2 separate regions of the Homo sapiens genome follow, and region 1 is linked to region 2. Evidence: chromatin contacts called from ENCODE Hi-C or POLR2A ChIA-PET data. All regions are on one chromosome and are shown on one strand. The core of a region is the stretch at or near the end of the contact, and the rest is flanking DNA. Distances in the headings are between cores, read along the strand shown.

What was found. Hi-C counts contacts between places; a loop is a spot of excess contacts on that map. ChIA-PET counts read pairs that join two places held with the same protein, here RNA polymerase II (POLR2A).
Region 1: a map of A673 shows a loop between it and region 2 (5-fold over the local background). The contact joins two enhancer-like sites. A Hi-C loop is called at or near these places in 2 of 168 maps with a recorded cell type or tissue (A673 and endothelial cell of hepatic sinusoid). POLR2A ChIA-PET finds 5 or more read pairs at or near these places in 2 of 52 experiments (HEK293 and naive thymus-derived CD4-positive, alpha-beta T cell).

What each region holds. Positions count from the first base shown.
Region 1 is chr11:122,522,352-122,528,125 of GRCh38, reverse strand. No RefSeq gene overlaps it. Among named protein-coding and RNA genes, the nearest start is that of TRK-TTT2-1, 35 kb to the left of the region's middle. Within about 2 kb of position 3,770, at least 3 of the 41 ENCODE cell types and tissues checked have a DNase peak (open chromatin) inside an H3K27ac peak, as active enhancers do; they include A673, where a contact is called at or near this core.
Region 2 is chr11:122,578,865-122,584,527 of GRCh38, reverse strand. It overlaps the pseudogene RNU6-592P. Among named protein-coding and RNA genes, the nearest start is that of TRK-TTT2-1, 22 kb to the right of the region's middle. Within about 2 kb of position 3,392, at least 35 of the 41 ENCODE cell types and tissues checked have a DNase peak (open chromatin) inside an H3K27ac peak, as active enhancers do; they include A673, where a contact is called at or near this core.

The sequences.
Region 1 (5,774 bases), core at 2,521-5,020, 57 kb after region 2:
ATGGAACAGACTAAAGAGTGCAGAAATAAGGCTGCACATCTTCAACAAACATGACAAAAACAAGCAATGGAGAAAGGACTCCTTATTCAATAAATGATGCTGTGATAGCTGGCTAGTCATATGCGGAAGATTGAAACCAGACCCTTTCCTTACACCATATACAAAAATTAACTAAAGATAGATTAAAGACTTAAATATAAAAACCCTGGAAAATAACCTAGGCAATACCATTCTGGACATAGGAACAGGCAAAGATTTCATGATATAGATGCCAAAAGCAATTGCAATGAAAGCAAAAATTGACAAATGGGATCTAATTAAACTAAAGAGCTTCTGCACAGCAAAAGAAACTGTCAACAGAGTGAAGAGACAACCTACAGAATGGGAGAAAATTTTTGCAAACTATGCATCTGACAAAGACCTAATATCTAGCATCTTTAAGGAACTTAAAACAAATTTAGAAGAAAAATGCAAACAACCCCACTAAAAAGTAAACAAAGAACATGAACAGACACTTTTCAAAAGAAGCCATACATATGGTCAACAATAATATGAAAAAAAGATCAACATCACTGACCATTAGAGAAGTGTAAATCAAAACCACAGTGAGATACCATCTCATGCCAGTCAGAATGGCTATTATTAAAGTAAAAAAAAAAAAATAACAGATTCTGGTGAGGTTGCTGAAGAAAAGGAATGCTTATACACTGTTTTTGGGACTATAAATTATTTCAAACATTGTGGAAGATGGTGTGGTAATTCCTCAAAGACCTAAAAAGAGAAATACCATACAACTTAGCAATCCCATTAATGGGTATATACTCAGAGGAATATAAATCATTCTACAATACAGACACATGCACATGTATGTTCACTGAAGCACTATTCACAATAGCAAAAACATGGAATCAACCTAAATGCTCATCAATGGTAGACTGGATAAAGAAGACGTGGTACATGCCATGGAATACTATGTAGCCATTAAAAATAATGAGATCATGTCTTTTGTGGGAATGTGGATAGAGCTGTAGGCTAAAATCCTTAGCAAACTAACACAGGAACAGAAAACCAAATACCACATGTTCTCACTTATAAATGGGAGCTAAATGATGAGAACACATGATCACATGGACACATAGAGGGGAACAACACACACTGGGGCCTATCAGAGGGTAGAGGGTGGAGGAATCAGGAAAAATAACTAATGAGTACTGGGCTTGATACCTGGGTGATGAAGTAATCTGTACAACAAACCCCCATGACACAAGTTTACCTATGTAACAAATCTGCACATGTACCTCTGAACTTAAAAGTTTAATTAAAAAAATTTTTTAGAAGTTTATCTTATTTTTCTTTGGAGCAGCATAAATAATATTTCAAATCACAAAAAGAAAACAAAATCACTTCATATCAGCATTGTATGGAACTTTCCATTTTTCTGTGTCCTATTATAGCTCTGTCTTTACAGATACATTTTTTTACCTAGTTCATTCATTACTGAATACCTATCATGTTAAAGACATTGCAACAGGTACCATGGACTTAGCAGTAAAAGAGAGAATACATGTTTCACAAGTTAGAAGCAGTGGTAGATAAATGTGCACACAATTACAGTACTCATTGAGTGCTGTCTTGGAGGAAAGTGAAAAGCACCACGGAGGACATAGGAGTGGCATCTAACACAGACTGGGAGGGCACTGCAGGGGAAGAGGAGCATTCAAAAAAGGCCTCCTAGAGAGGCCAGCATCTAAGTTAAATTAAGGTGAAGAAATACTTTCTTATTTTGCTTTTTCCACTTAGCTAAAAGTCATAGTGGACTCCAACGACACTTTCATGACTCTAAAAGTCCTTCCAGAAAGCTTGATTGGTTACCTGGTAGGAGACCCTGAAACTGCCTAGCTGAGGCATGAGCTGGTTCAGGGGCACATGGTCAGTCAACAGATCCACTTGGTGTCATGGGCAAATTGAGACCCAAGCTGGAAGACAGAACCAGAAATGTGAAGAGATCTGGGGGTTGAATACGGGGCATTGCAGCTGAATCTGGAGACCAGATATTTCTAAGTAGGACTGCTTCATCCTCCACAATTTTAAGAAGTGATATCTTCTGTTTCGGGTGAAAGGTTTAGTATGGATTGGACAGGGGAATAATTTCACCTGGCCAAAATCCTCAGTTGGGAGGGTTTTTTTTCTGAGGTCACATGAGGTCTTCACTGAATATCTGTGCTTCCTAGTGTCTTCCAAGGTTCCTGAGGACCTAATATTGGTTCCTACTGGTTACTTTCCTGTTCTGGGATTCCCTTATGCTGCCTTGCTTGGAAGCTGTGATAGAAAGCGAGGATTTTGAGCAAGGAGCCCTGGGCTCACCTAAGTGTCTGAGCCTCAGTTCCTCATCTGAAATGTTAGACACAATCACAGGGTGATTGTATGGAGCAGGTAGGAGTACATTTGTGAAAGTGTCTTATAAATTATGAACTACTATGTAGATAGCTCTTATTCTTACAGTTTAGAGATTCCTAGTCTTAGAGATGAGAGAAGTGAGGCCTGATAGTTTAGAAATGTCCTGGAAATGATGCCGAGCTTATAGAAATAAAAGGGGCTCCACTAATTGCCAAAGTAATGGAGCCTCAGGTTCTACCTTTACCTGGGATTGAAAGCACCTAGGGAGTGGACTAAACCATAGAGGTGAAGAGATGGAAAGAATTCTCACCAGCATTAGTCATCAACCTGGACAAATAAATGGCTGGTGGTCATCTAGAAACTTTTCATTAACAGTTTTTCCTGGATTGGTTTTAGGAATCAAAGCTTTGGCTTTGACACATTATTACACATTATTGGTGTAATAATGATCCCAACTGCAATCCTTCATATCTGCAAGGCACTTTAAAATTACCAAACACTTAGGCGTACACTATTCATCTGATTATTGCAGTACCATGGGAGGTACAGACAAGACAGATAGGTTCTTTGATGCCCAATGAATAAATTATGGGTAAGTGGTTTGTCTGAGGAGAGAAGGAATCATATACCAGGCACTACAGTACGTTCTTATGATACCCTGTGCTTTTAATCCTCTCAAGAACTCCATGAGAGGGGAGTTTAATCATGGCTTGATAGCTTAGTAATTAAATTTGCAGAGAGAGTAAGAAGTCAAATAAAGTCACACACAAGCAAGTGGCAGATGAGTGAGTGGAATGCAGGTCAGTTCTCTGACTCAAAGTCCTGTGTTATTTCCACCTTCCTCCTTAAAAAAAAGGAAAAGAAAAAGAAACTCTGTCTTACCTCCAATTGTTTCCAAATGGAAGCATATGGTTGGGCTGGTTGTTGAGTCTGAAATAAATAGCTTCTTTTAGACTGTTGAGACAGCCAAATGCTTTCAATATGCTCCCAAGGTTGGTGATTGGGTCTGAATAGAAGCCAGATGTTCTGGATTCCAGAGCTATTTCCTTGTTGCATGCTCTCCCCAACCCCCAACCCTCCATTAAATGGAGGGAAGGGAAGGTGAGATCAGACTGACTGATTTTGCTTTTTCACATCTTTCTCTTTGGAAGAAGGAGGTGAGGGAGTAGTTGAGATTGCAGTTGGGATGAAGCAGGCTGTGGGCTTGGGGTGGGATGTGGACTAGAAGAAAAATCACCAGAAAGAATGTGCAATCGCTTATTCCAGGCCTTTAGAATCCCTTTGCTGCCTGACCTTTCTGTACTCCTTCACAGTTGACAGCCCAGACTCGGCTTCCCGCTAGGAGGAAGTGCCCTGCAGTTAGTCTGCTGATTACTAAAACAGAACCATCATAGCACTTGGCAGCTCCGCTTCCTCCAAGCACTTTGGCAGATTTTTTTTTTTTTTCGATTTCTTGTTTTATTACTGTTTGTCAGACTGGGGAGCCTTTGAAGTTCTTTACAGATCTGACTTTTATCAGAGCATGTAGGAGTTGGGGGGTGGGAAATGGGTTGGATGCAACCCATCAAAATATTCTATTCTGCACCCAATGAACTCACCCCCACTACGTCTTTGTCTGAAAAGCTTTGTGACATGGTGTTTCTATACGTGGCCTGCCTTCCAGATGAGAGAGTGACATCTATTGTCGTAATATGGGGAGGAAGTTATGATTGCTTAATGATAGCATGTCGCAGCTTGTCGCTTCTTTATTTTCCTTTTAAATACTTGCTGTCACAGCAACACACAATTGGCCTTCAATCCTGGGGCTGAGGCTGGGACCTCATGTGGTACAAGGTGGTGCAAAGATGACTTATTGGTAAAGCTGGGGAAAACAAAAGTGAATACAAAATATTTCTGTATGCCTGGCTTGGTTCTCTCCTCCTCCCACCTTGATATGAGGCAGAGGACTTTTGACCATGTTGGCTGGCACTTTGTACACTGGCCTTGAAAGCACCGACACCGGCTTAAGCATGCTTGGTCTCCCAGATTCTGATGATCTTTCCTTGTCTGGTTTACTCTTAGAATCTAGAGGGCATTGTTCATGGAAACAGCAAGCAAAGGGTAAGAATGGTTCAAGTCTCTACTGGTTGCAGCAAATTTATTCATTCTGTGCTACCACTTGACTTAGCTTTCTGACAACAACAGTGACAACAAAAATCATTTCGATCCTATTTAATAATTAAATGTTAATCTCTTTTGTTCAAACGATGAAATACAAATTCCTCATGCCAACATGTAACATCTGTCTCGATCTGGTTCAGACCTACCAAAATCCACCTCCCACCACTTCAGATCCTTTGTGGTAGCCAGGCATCGTTCTTTGTTTCCTTAAATAAAATAATTTAAATTATGGCACATTTCAAACATAGGAAACAACTAGAAAACACATAGACACTTGTGAATCCATCATATAACTAGATGGGTACATTTTAAAAAATAACATTGAATGTAAAAAGAAAGTTGAAAAAAATATGTGCAGTTATATTTAAATTACTATTTAGTATTACTTATGCAAACTTTTAAGCACCCAAAGCCTTTTCTGTTTTCATCTGGCAAGTGTCTATTATCCTTTATGGCTCAGTTCAAATATCACTCCCCTCTCAAGTCTGTGACTTGTTCAGCAGAGTAACTCTTCCTCCTTTGTGACTTCCTGCCACTCATTTATACGGTTTTCCATTACTAGTTAATACTGCTGGTGTTATAATTTCTAATTTCATGATGGTCTCCTCCACTAAGCTGTGAGCTCCTTAAGGATAACGACTGAGTTGCATTTTTCTTTGTCCACTTGGGACATAAACCCATGATAATTGTCTTGCAAGTTTTGTCAGACTAAAATATCATTATATGGCACAAAACCATGATCTAACTATAGGCACACTAAAGTACAATTTAAAGTTTGATTCCCAGTCTTTTTTGTTTGTTTGAGACTGAGTTTCACTGTATCACCGAGGTTGGAGTGCAGTGTGCGATCTCGGCTCACTACAACCTCTGCCTCCTGGTTTCAAGTGATTCTCATGCCTCAGCCTCCCAAGTAGCTGGAATTACAGGTGCCTGCCACCACACCTGGCTAATTTTTTGTATTTTTAGTAGAGATGGGGTTTCACCATGTTGACCAGGCTGGTCTCGAACACCTGACCTCAAGTGGTCCTCCCGCTTCGGCCTCCCAAAGTGCTGGGATTACAGGCATGAGCCACTGCACCCAGCCAGATTCCCAGTCTTAATAGCAACAACAGCTATCTTTTACTGTTTACAAAGTGCTTTCAAATTCATTAACTCTATTTTGCTTCATTATAACTCTTTAAAGTATGTACTGAAGACAGCATTGCTATTAAATGAAA
Region 2 (5,663 bases), core at 2,143-4,642:
GATCCACCCGCCTTGGTTTCCCAAAGTGCTGGGATTACAGGTGTGAGCCACCATGCCTGGTGGTAGTTCTACAATTGTGATGGGATTATATGACCCTAGGAAGAAGATGCTGTTATTAATCATTTTCATATTACTGTAAATTAATTCAATGAACTAGCTTTCTTGAAAACTGACATAGCCTGGTATTGAAGAAAAGTGAGTTTTGATTGGAATGCAGGAATGGAGCATGCAATTTGGAAGTATGGGGGTATTTTTTATGAAAAGATTAGACTTGAGAGGATGAAGCCCCTCAAGAGGCACTGGTGAGGTTCTAGTATCTTCATGTTAAAGATGAGAAATCAGGTCAAGAAATCTCATCATGTATAATGTCACCCAGCTATCGGGGGAGTTCATCTGAATTTGAACTCAGGATTGTCAAATTCCCCAGTTTAGAAGAGAGGTGCTCTGGGAAGCAGAAGAAAAACACAAGAGGAAGGTGTATTAGACCATTTTCACACTGATAAAGAACTGCCTGAGACTGGGTAATTTATAAAGCAAAGAGGTTTAACTGACTCATAGTTCAGCATGGCTGGGGAGGCCTCAGGAAACTTACAATCATGGTGGAAGGGAAAGGGAAGCAAGGCACCTTCTTCACAAGGCGGCAGGAAGGAGAATGAGTGCAGGAGGAACTACCAAACACTGACAAAGACATCAGATCTCATGAGAACTCACTATCACAAGAACAGCATGGGGGAAACTGCCCCCATGATCCAATTACCTCCACGTGGTCTCTCCCTTGACATGTAAGAATCATGGGGACTACAATTCAAGATGAGATTTGGTATGAGTGAACTCCCATTCACAATTGCTACAAAGAGAATAAAATACCTAGGAATACAACTTACAAGGGACGTGAAGGACCTCTTCAAGGAGAACTACAAACCACTGCTCAAAGAAATAAGAGAGGACACAAACAAATGGAAAACCATTCCATGCTCATGGATAAGAAGAATCAGTATCATGAAAATTACCATACATCCCAAAGTAATTTATAGATTCATTGCTATTCTCATCAAGCTACCATTGACTTTTTTTTTCACAGAATTAGAAAAAACTACTTTACATTTCATATGGAACCAAAAAAGAGCCCAAATAGCCAAGACAATCCTAAGCAAAAAGAACAAAGCTGGAGGCATCACCCTACCTGACTTCAAACTATACTACAAGGCTATAGTAACCAAAACAGCATGGTACTGGTACCAAAACAGATATATACATCAATGGAATAGAATAGAAGCCTCAGAAATAACACCACACATCTACAACCATCTGATCTTTGACAAACCTGACAAAAACAAGCAATGGTGAAATAATTTAATAGGTGTTTTCCCAGCACCTATTTAATAAATGGTGCTGGGAAAACTGGCTAGCTATATGCAGAAAACTGAAACTGGACCCCTTCCTTACACCTTATACAAAAGTTAACTCAAGATGGATTAAAGACTAAAATGTAAAACCTAAAACCATAAAAACCCTAGAAGAAAACCTAGGCAATACCATTCAGGACATAGGCATGGGCAAAGACTTCATGACAAAAACACCAAAAGCAATTGGAACAGAAGCCAAAATTGACATATGGGATCTAATATAACTAAAGACCTTCTGTACAGCAAAAGAAACTATTATCAGAGTGAACAGGCAACCTAGAGAATGGAAGAAAATTTTTGCAATCTATCCATCTGACAAAGGTCTAATATCCAGAATCTACAAGGAACTTAAACAAATTTACAAGAAAAAAACAAACAACCCTATCAAAAAGTGGGCAAAGATATAAATAGACAATTCTCAAAAGAAGACATTTATGCGGCCAACGAACATATGAAAAAAAGCTCATCATCACTGGTCATTTGAGAAATGTAAATTAAAACCACAATGAGATACCATCTCATGCCAGTTAGAATGGTGATCATTAAAAAGTCAGAAAACAACAGATGCTGGTGAGGATATGGAGATACAAAAATGCTTTTACACTGTTGGTGGGAGTGTAAATTAGTTCAACCATTGTGGAAGACAGTGTGGCAATTCCTCAAGGGTCTGGAACAAGGAATACCCTTTGATCCAGCAATCCCACTACTGGGTATATACCCAAAGGATTATATATCATTCTACTATAAAGACACATGCACATGTATGTTTATTGCAGCACTATTTGCAATAGCAAAGACTTGGAACCAACCCAAATGTCCATCAATGATAGACTGGATAAAGAAAATGTGGCACATATATACCATGGAATACTATACAGCCTTAAAAAAGAATGAGTTCATATCCTTTGCAGGGGCATGAATGAAGCTGGAAACCATCATTCTCAGCAAACTAACACAGGAACAGAAAACCAAACAGGGCATCTTCTGACTCATACGTGGGAGCTGAACAATGAGAATACATGGACACAAGGAGGGGAACATCACACACCCATGGCTGTCAGGAGGTGGGGGGCAAGGGGAGGGAGAGCATTAGGACAAATACCTAATGCATGCGGGGCTTAAAACCTAGATGATGGATTGATAGGTGCAGCAAACCACCATGGCACATGTATACCTATGTAACAAACCTGCATGTTCTGCACATGTATCCCAGAACTTAAAGTAAAATAAAAATAAAAAAAAGAGAGAGGTTATACATATCTCTCTGAGTGGCTGAAAAGAAAAAAAAAAAGATGAGATTTGGTTGGGGACACAAAGTCTAACCATATCAGAAGAGAAGAGGATGCTGGAGCTTAGCTCAGTTACTCTGAAAATTTCCTTAGGCCAAGCTGAGGAGGTAGGGGGAAAACAGTACCTCGATATTTCCTTTTTCTGTCCCTGGGTCCTTTCCTAGGCTTTGTGCTCCCGGCCCAGAGGCCAAGACGAGAAAGGAATGGCAGGAAGATTTGGGACTTTTTATGCAGCCAGTCAAGTAAGGTCATTATGAGTCTCTTGCCCAAATAATAGCAGGGCCCTAGGGTAATTCTTTGGTTCCTAGACGCATGAATGGTCTGCTGTATTAACCGGAGCTGGAAGATGGTAAGTTTGGAGAGCAAGTGCTCACATGCTGTGCATCCGGACAAGACTGTGCTTCCGTGACTAAGGTCTATGAATACACCGAGCACGTGGTTGGGCCTGACACCCGTGTCAGGTACTGGTAGGAGCAAGCAGTACTGTGTAATGTAGTTCTTTGAGAGGAAGATCTCAGCCACCATCAGAAGCATAAAAAGAAGGGTTTTGTTTGCATTAAGTCTGGAAAGAAACAGTTCACACCACTGGGTGGCAGTATGGCGCGCCTCTTTGTTTTTCCTGAGTGGCAATACTGTATTTTCCAGACTTACTAAGGAACCATGTTCCTCTCGGCCATATATAACTACCCTTTGCTTCCTGTCCTGCTCCCTGTGTCTCTGTCCCTACGCATTCTGAGCGTCAGCTGTGTGTGTGTGTGTGTGTGTGTGTGTGTGTGTGTGTGTGTGTGGTTGTCGTTGTCAGTGGTGATTTAGGAGAGGAATAAACATTTCCGATCAGTTCCGTCTTCTTTCCACACATTGACTTTCTGTACCTCTGAACTGCTGGGTTAGGTCCTTGTTAAATCTTTATTAATAAAGATTTATAGTGAATAATAATAATTTAAAAAAAAACCGGCAAGCCTACACACAACACTCTTGGGGAAGTTCATCTCTAGACTGAGATGTAAAATACTTCTGCTGAAAATATTCTTTGGGGGAAAAACCCTAAAGACAAGAAGGGACGTATTCTTTGAAAGATGAACTGGCGCTGCTTTCCCAGGGCAGAGGCAGAGGCGGAGGCAGCAGCAGACGGCGCCAGAAGTTACCTGCAGAGCTGCCCTGCCATCTGGTGGACAAAGGGGCACCTGCAGCTTGCAAACCGAATTGCAGGGCTCCCAAGATTTTAACATTTTAAATTTTTTCCACACCTCACCTGGATCAAGATTTTTATGAATTATTAAGCAAAACGAGAGAACTATCAAACTAGCAAGCAAAAAAGCCAATAAAATCCCTGTTATATATAAAGTTTCGGTGCCGCAAAAGAAATAGCACTCGAATATAAAATTTTCTTTTAATTCTCAGCAAGGCAAGGTACTTCTATAGAAGGGTGTGCCCTTACAGACAGAGCAATGGTGAGCGCACACTTGGACAAGGGATGGGAAGGGGTTCTTATCCCGGTCGCACGTGGCCCCTGCTGCTGTGTCCTTCCCCTATTGGCTAGGGTTAGACCGCACAGGCTAAACTAATTCCGATTGGTTAATTTAAAGAGAGTAACGGGGTGAGTGGTTTGGCGGGGAAAAAAAATGGTTATGCAGGGCGGAGAATGAGTCAGAGAGCAGCAGGTAGCAGGTAATCTGAATAAGTCAGGGTGGAGCAGGTGATCGGAATGAGTCAGGGTGGAGTAGATAATCGAAAAAGGTTGCTTTACGAGGAAGTTAAGTTTAAAAGTAGAAGGCAAAGAATTGAACATACTGACATATTGATTCTTTGAAGAGAAATTTAGAACTTATATCTAACAGCCCGAATAAATAAATAAAGACAATGCATGGTTGCCAGCTTTTTCTTTTGCTAATATTTTAAAAAATTGCATCTATGTTTGGCGTCCTCTTACCTCTAAAGGGCAATAACTTCCAAAGAGCTTGTGTATGGAAGCTCCAAAAGCGAACGAGAAAGTGTTGTTTTTTTTTCCCCCTGAGAGAGAGAAAAAAAGGACAACCCTTTTAATTGAATATTTAGCTTAATGGAATGATTATTACATCTTTCTTATTTTTATAATTCTGTTATAAAGGGGTGAAAAATTTATCAAGTTTCGGTAGTGGTCTAAGGATTGATATTTGAGAACCACTGGTCTAAAAGACTTCATGCAAATATTTTATAAATATCTGAGAACTCTGAAATATTTCAGCATAGGGACTTGGAGTTAAAGCACTGTATTCAATGTATTCAAAATGGCCTTTAGGGCCCATTTTAAAGCAAATATTTTATTAAAAATTGCCATTATTTCACTTTTTTCTGAGTCTTGCGGATTCTTACTGGCCTCTCACATTTGTTTCATCTTTTCCTGGCTTGGGAGGCCATTGCCTGATTTCAGCGTCATCACAGCACTTTCCTGAGGGCTGCGTGTTTCTTAGGTTGTCTCTGTTGATTGTACAAATTAAGCTTGGGCACCTACCACTTGGTATGTGTGTCCTTATAAAGTGCATAATGTGCTTCAGCAGCACGTATACTAAAATTGGAACACTACAGAGAAGATTAGCATGGCCCCTGTGCAAGGATGACACACAAATTTGTGAAGCATTCCTTGTTTTTTTTTTTTAACAAATAAAAAGGTACGGCTGGGCACGGTGACTCACGCCTGTAATCCCAGCACTTTGGGAAGCCGAGGCAGGTGGATCACGAGGTCAGGAGTTTGAGACCAGCCTGGCCAACATGGTGAAACCCTGTCTCCTAAAAATACAAAAAATTAGCCAGCCGTGGTGGCGGACGCCTGTAATCCAGCTTGTAATCCAGCTACTCGGGAGGCTGAGGCAGGAGAATCGCTTGAACCTGGGAGGCGGAGGTTGCAGTGAGCCAAGATTGCGCCACTGCACTCCAGCCTGGGCGACAAGAGTGAAACTCCATCTCCAAAAAAAAAAAAAAAAAAAAAAAA